2 separate regions of the Homo sapiens genome follow, and region 2 is linked to region 1. Evidence: chromatin loops called from intact Hi-C (ENCODE). Cell type or tissue: endothelial cell of umbilical vein. All regions are shown on one strand. Each heading gives the region's core, and the rest is flanking DNA. Links, peaks and the distances in the headings are about the cores only. Region 1 overlaps LINC00607 (long intergenic non-protein coding RNA 607). Region 2 holds the start of LINC01614 (long intergenic non-protein coding RNA 1614).

Region 1 (2,919 bases), core at 248-2,747:
CAGGGTCCCATGTGAGGTACAGGACTCGGTGAGAGGAGGGGGGCCTGCCTGAGACAAGTGGGGTAGGTAGTCACCTAGAAGACATGTTTTAAGGAAACAAAGACCCATTCACCTACAGATCTGTCTACCACGAGCCTGTCAAATCCAGTTAGAGCCAATCCTTTGGATTAAAAAATATTGGCTCAAACTGGCCTTTTCAATTAGAGGCATGGAAACACACTATGACCTAACTGTCTTTTAAAATCTTAGCACCAACAATTCATTAAGTGTATATCTTTGACTCAGCCACCCATCAAGACTTTGAGACAACACACAGAACACATCATCTTTGGTGGAAGTTGGAAGAGTAAAACACTGCTTGAGATGAAGATGTCAGGGTTGAAAGAAGGCACCAAATAAACAAGAAGTCTTATCAGTGGAGATAGCAAGAAAGCCTGGAAAAGATGGTGCCAAACTGGAAAATATGGTGCTAAAGAGGACAGGAATGGGAATACCAAAGACAAACCTTACTTAGCCATCAGTTTGTCTGCATCAGTACTGTAGAGAGGCTACTAAGGGGGACTATTACAGAAGGAAAACAGTCTGAAAGAGATTATTATAGAGGGAAAGAACTTGAGGAAATTGAAGGATTCTCACACTTTGGAAAAAGTAAATTCTCCTACTCTGGTCCTATTTAATCCACTGTGTGTGTATGTGTGTGTGTGTGTGTGAGAGAGAGAGAGAGAGACAGAGCGATAATTCTTGGAAGCAAACCCTCTCTTTTCTCACCCTGAATTCCATGTTATCACTATTTTACACTGAGTTAGGAGGATCTTCTGCCCACACATTTGTATTATTGCTTTTCTTTTAAGTATCTTAATTCTATAGTAAAATTTGCCATAAAATATTCATAGATGGATGGGCCTAGCTCTTTAGCCATAGGTCCAGCAGGACTTACTTACATTAAATGTACCATGATATTCTAGATGTTTTAGATTATATATCAGAGAGTCAAGTGAAAAATCAGAAAGTGTTTTATGTCTATACAGAATCTTAATGATGTCTTTTTTTTTAAAGTATTATAGGAAGTGTGTTGGAAAAATATTTTGAAAACAGTAGATTTGAAAGCCCCATTTTGCTCACTTTACTCAAGTATCTGCCTCCTTAAGGTTCTAAGATTTGCCATCATCAATTAGCTGTGCAAACCATGCTGACAAAATCCCTTTTAGAATAGTTTCTTTCACCACCAACTTGCTTCAGAGCCTCACAAAATGACTCATCTAAATGAGACGGGTCCTCTGGCCCAAAGGGAACAGCTAAGTGACTGACTAATGTTTTACACTTGGGAGAGAACAGGAAATTAGCTGCATGTTTACTGTGAGGAGACACTGAAGAATTGTAAGGAAGTACCTTTAAATACTTGAGTCCCCAAAAATGTTGCTTCACCATTTGCCTAAATGTTGCTTTTAAGTTGGAAGTGTCTCAGTTTCTAAGTGAGGGTTGGATGGTGTTACTATAAGGCACACAAAATTAACTAATAAAAGTCATTTCAGTTTCAACATTAAAAAAAATGAAAGTCCAAAGTTCCTGGATGAAAGAAAGGAGGCCTCAATTACATTATGACATATTTTACTTTTGTCTCTCTGGTGAGATAGAGTACAATTAACAAGATTCTCTTTCAATTTACAGTTAAGCCAGACATCTAAAACCAAGATGACGATGAAACTTTTCAAGTTGACACATCTTACGAGTTTTGTATGGATTTCAGTGAAATTTTTTCAATGAATTTTTTGAAAGATTGCATGCTTGCCACAAGTTCTACAGTTCATAGGACTGATAGTGTTCTAACCTTTCTTGCCTGCTACAAAATTCCCATGGTCCATACTCTCTCAACCACTGTATAGCTACCATTTATAACCAAAAAAAAGTCACTTTCTAGGTACAGTGTTTTCATAACTTCAGACTTAACCAGATGATCTAGACAAATTATTTTTTTAAAAAAATATTCAGTGAAACCCCTACTAAAAAATACGAAAAATTAGCTGGGCGCGGTGGCGGGTGCCTGTAGTCCCAGCTACTCGGGAGGCTGAGGCAGGAGAATGGCATGAACCCAGGAGGCGGAGCCTGCAGTGAGCCGAGATAGGGCCACTGCAGTCCCGCCTGGGTGAAAAAGCGAGACTCTGTCTCAAAAAAATAAATAAATAAAATATTACACAGTTCTTTTTTATTGATTTTGGTGGGAAGATTTCTACCGTTGATTGTATTGTGTTAGTCTTTTCATCAAAGGACATTTCATTTTCTTTGTCTACCTATTCAGCACTTCCTCATGAAACACTTCACTGCACAGGAATAATAAGTGTTGTCTATTGACTAATGTCAACAGCCAACCCTTCATTATCTTTCCTATTGGGGAAAGAGAAAATATGATTAAATTGAATCTGCTGTTTATCCCAAATTACACTTTTGCTGAGATTTTTTAACATTCTTTGCCACCAAACCTGATGATAACATGCGAAAATTGATCTTTTTTTTTCACCTCTCCCCTGTCCTTTTCTTTGAAGATTCACTGTAAAGAATTTTGTAGACTGTGGACAAATACTGAAATGCCAAAAGCATGTAACCTTTTAGATTAGACCAACAAACAATCACAGACATCATCACATTGGCTTTATCTCATTAGTGTAAATCTATTAAAACAACCACTGAAAGCTACTGTTGCTTTAGATGGATGCTTAGGAGCTAAATTATTTGCTCTATTCACAAGAAGGATTGTCTCCAAAATCCTCCTTAGTTTTGAATAGGAAAGTAGACCCTCATGTCTCTGCAGATTGTCTACACACAATGCACTGGGTCAAGAGTCAAGGATGGCCCTGTCTATTTTTAATTTAGAATAAATGCACAACCAGTTTAGCAAAATGAAATTTGTACTTTTAGTTCTCT
Region 2 (2,919 bases), core at 251-2,750, 52 kb after region 1:
CACATGTCTCTGAGAGTGGCTTTCCTGGTCAAAAATCTATCATGATAGCTAAGAGGAACATTTGTCTGCGTCTTAGAAAAAGCCTTAGCTACCTCCTCAAAGATTTGGCAATAGGACGTTTCTACTGAAGATAAAAAAAAATGAAACTTGTAGCAGCTCAACTGTCCTTGGTCACTACTTTTAGCTCTAAACACACACACACACACATATACACACACACACACTCACACACTCCATTGCTCCTGCTTCTGCTCACACCTTGCACATGAATTCAGAGGGCAGGTGAATCACATCACTCTTACTAAAATCCACTCCATGCCCAGAGTGTCATTACACTTTAAGAGACCTCAGTGAAGGCAGTAAATGTCAACCCCATTAGTCTTTCCTTGCAGAAAGAATGACTGAGGCCCAGACAGGCAGGGGAGTTCCATATCACCACTCTCAGCTACTGATAGAGGCCATAGCAAAATGTAAGGCTCCCAGCACAGGGCCTTCTTCTTCTTCCATAAAATGCACCACCTTGGACAGTCAAAAGAAGTAATTTAACTTCCACTTTTTTCAAAAAACATGAAAACTCAACACTCCCATCACTGATGCAGGGAACTACGTAAAAACTTTGTCCTCTTCTGAATTGAAAGATATCATAGTAAAACTAATGCCCAATGTCCAAGATGTTGCTCCTTGATATTTAAAGTTCATGGGTCATTCTAGCAAAATTGATGCCATATAGTCTTGATTTGTATATTTTAAAATTTTATCACTGTGTTGCTTTCTCAACAATTACTTGATATTCAAGTTTTTTTTTCATTTTGCTTAAATAAGTAGATGAAGTCTTTCCCCCTTAAAAATAGGAAGGCAAGCGAGGCCAGGACTAGGTGTCCTTGGACACCAAATGCTGGAATGGCGTCACACATAGATGGCAAATAGGGTTTTAGTATGGCCAAGTTGACTATTTCCACTTGTGTTCCAGCTGCCATGCCACACCACCTCACCTCTGCCCATCCGCCCCCAGATCTTCGGTGGTGGTGAGCGGGAAGAAGGCTGATCTCATGTGTCTACCAGAGATGTTACTCATAAACGCCCTCATAATTCCCAGATGCTCTCATACTTTCTATGGGATAATACACTATGTCTCTTTTGAGCCAACACCCTAATTCTGCAAATGATATTCACTGGTGCCTTGAGCAGGAGGCAAAGGGGCCCACAAAATTCTCTCATAAGACCAAGACATTAGGTCCAGGAGGAGCAAACCTGCCTTCCAGCCAAACACTCAGACCACCTCACACTCAGTAGAGTCTGAGAAATCATCTTGAGGAGCTCAGGTGGAAGACGCTTCCCTTGTTAAAAAATAAAGCACACAGAAAAACCTTCAAAACTCTTGTTAATATGATGTGGATCAAGATCTATAGCAGATGAATAAGGAAAGAACTGGCCTAGTGCTGCCAAATTCTTTCTAAAACTGGGATTCTTTTCAGTTCTGGGGCAGATAGAGTTGCATTGGAAGAGAATTTGACCTATTGAAAAATAACAGTTTTATGATGCTTTCCTATAAGTCTAGACTAGCAAGTGGGCCAGTTCTAAAAATGTCCTTGTATTTATGCCTTAAGAGATATTCATCTACATCGTAGGGTTTTTGGAACAAAGAGAACGGTTTCCTTTTTCTATAAAGTTTGGCGTCATTATTATTTTGAAAGATAACCATGCTCACCCATTGCCAAATGACGGCTGAGTTATGCTCTCTCTATATTTTTTAAAGAATTCGCTTTTGAAAAGAAGGTGGAGGTGGCTGGGGAGGAGAGGGTAATCCACGTCCTGTCACTCACTCCCTTCCAGGCTGTGAGAAAGTTGTGGGCCTGGGAACTTACAGTTTGTTTTCTATAATTCCATCTGGTTTGAGACCAAAAAGGACATATTTGTGGAGAACAGACCACAGTCTGAGAGGGAAAAGGGCTGAGGGGGTAGAGGTATAAAAATCAGATAGCTCAGCACTTCGCTCCAAAGGAGCTGAAGGAGAGAGGATTCCACTGCGTGTATGTTTTCTCTTTCACGTCTCACTTTTGTTCTCTGCCATCAGGAAATGCAGTAGACATTTGTCACCAGCAGCTCTTTGGAGACTTCAATGTTCCTTCCTCCCAGGATCCGAAAGGGGACTTCAGACACGTAAGAGTCATATTTTGCAAACCAGCAGAATTTTTGTGCAGTGTTTATCAGACAAGTGAGAGGCTGTGAAGGCAGACTTTGGGAAATAGTTTTAACAGTTCATAAATCAGATGTAATTGAAAAGGAGAGGATCTCCTTTTTGAGAGCCATGAAAACCTTTCTTTTGTAATCTCCTTACTGGGGCAGAATTGTAATGTGTACAAGGGCCGGGGGTCTAATGAAGTCAGGTTGCCTTGGGTCACTCAAGGTAATTTGTTTTTTTTCTGGCCAAATCATGAAACAGAACTGCATTCTGCTCCCTGTTACATTTATATGATAGCATCTCTTTTGATATTGTCAAGTGTGTTATGCCAGGTTGCATAGCATTACCGATAACAAAATTCTTTGGAAAATTGTTTTTTTTTTTTTTTTTTTCACACACCAAATAGCAGCAGCTGAAATCAGTTGGAGTTCTTGGCTGGCCAGGAAGTAAAAAGTGCTTTTCATATAAAATTCCTAAGAAACCCTAGAAACATGATGCAAAGCATTTGTACCCCTTTTACTTTCAAACTAGTAGAATTTATGTGACTTTTGAAAATTATATTTGTTATACTGATAAAAATGCAGTTTCATATGAAGAGTAGGAGACCCTAAAGGGACTTGCCTAAGATTTTCATTTGAATTTAGTACATTATGAGTTGTCATAGTATAAGAGGATTGGAGGTTTGGAGGATTGATAGTGTTCTTAACTTCAGGGAGAATCTAAGACACCAGGAGCTC

The links. Hi-C counts contacts between places; a loop is a spot of excess contacts. Peaks named below come from ENCODE experiments on the same cell type or tissue, not always from the same donor. Only the 100,000 strongest peaks of a DNase experiment are listed, where the experiment ranks them.
Region 2: it touches region 1 in a loop (2.8-fold over the local background); 8 of 110 quality-filtered maps call a loop at or near these places.

What each region holds. Positions count from the first base shown.
Region 1 is chr2:215,663,712-215,666,630 of GRCh38, forward strand. All of the region lies in intron 5 of LINC00607 (long intergenic non-protein coding RNA 607), which reads right to left. It overlaps LOC102724861 (a long non-coding RNA gene), which reads left to right. Exons shown (of 8, transcript NR_187737.1): 3 at 1,669-1,734. Among named protein-coding and RNA genes, the nearest start is that of LINC01614, 53 kb to the right of the region's middle. In endothelial cell of umbilical vein, for the core only: no CTCF peak of the experiment used is centred there; a DNase peak (open chromatin) is centred at 1,300; H3K27ac peaks cover 1,576 bases.
Region 2 is chr2:215,716,103-215,719,021 of GRCh38, forward strand. All of the region lies in intron 5 of LINC00607 (long intergenic non-protein coding RNA 607), which reads right to left. It overlaps LINC01614 (long intergenic non-protein coding RNA 1614), which reads left to right and starts at 1,941. Exons shown (of 2, transcript NR_132383.1): 1 at 1,941-2,160; 2 at 2,895-2,919. In endothelial cell of umbilical vein, for the core only: no CTCF peak of the experiment used is centred there; a DNase peak (open chromatin) is centred at 1,689; H3K4me3 peaks cover 271 bases; H3K27ac peaks cover 1,917 bases.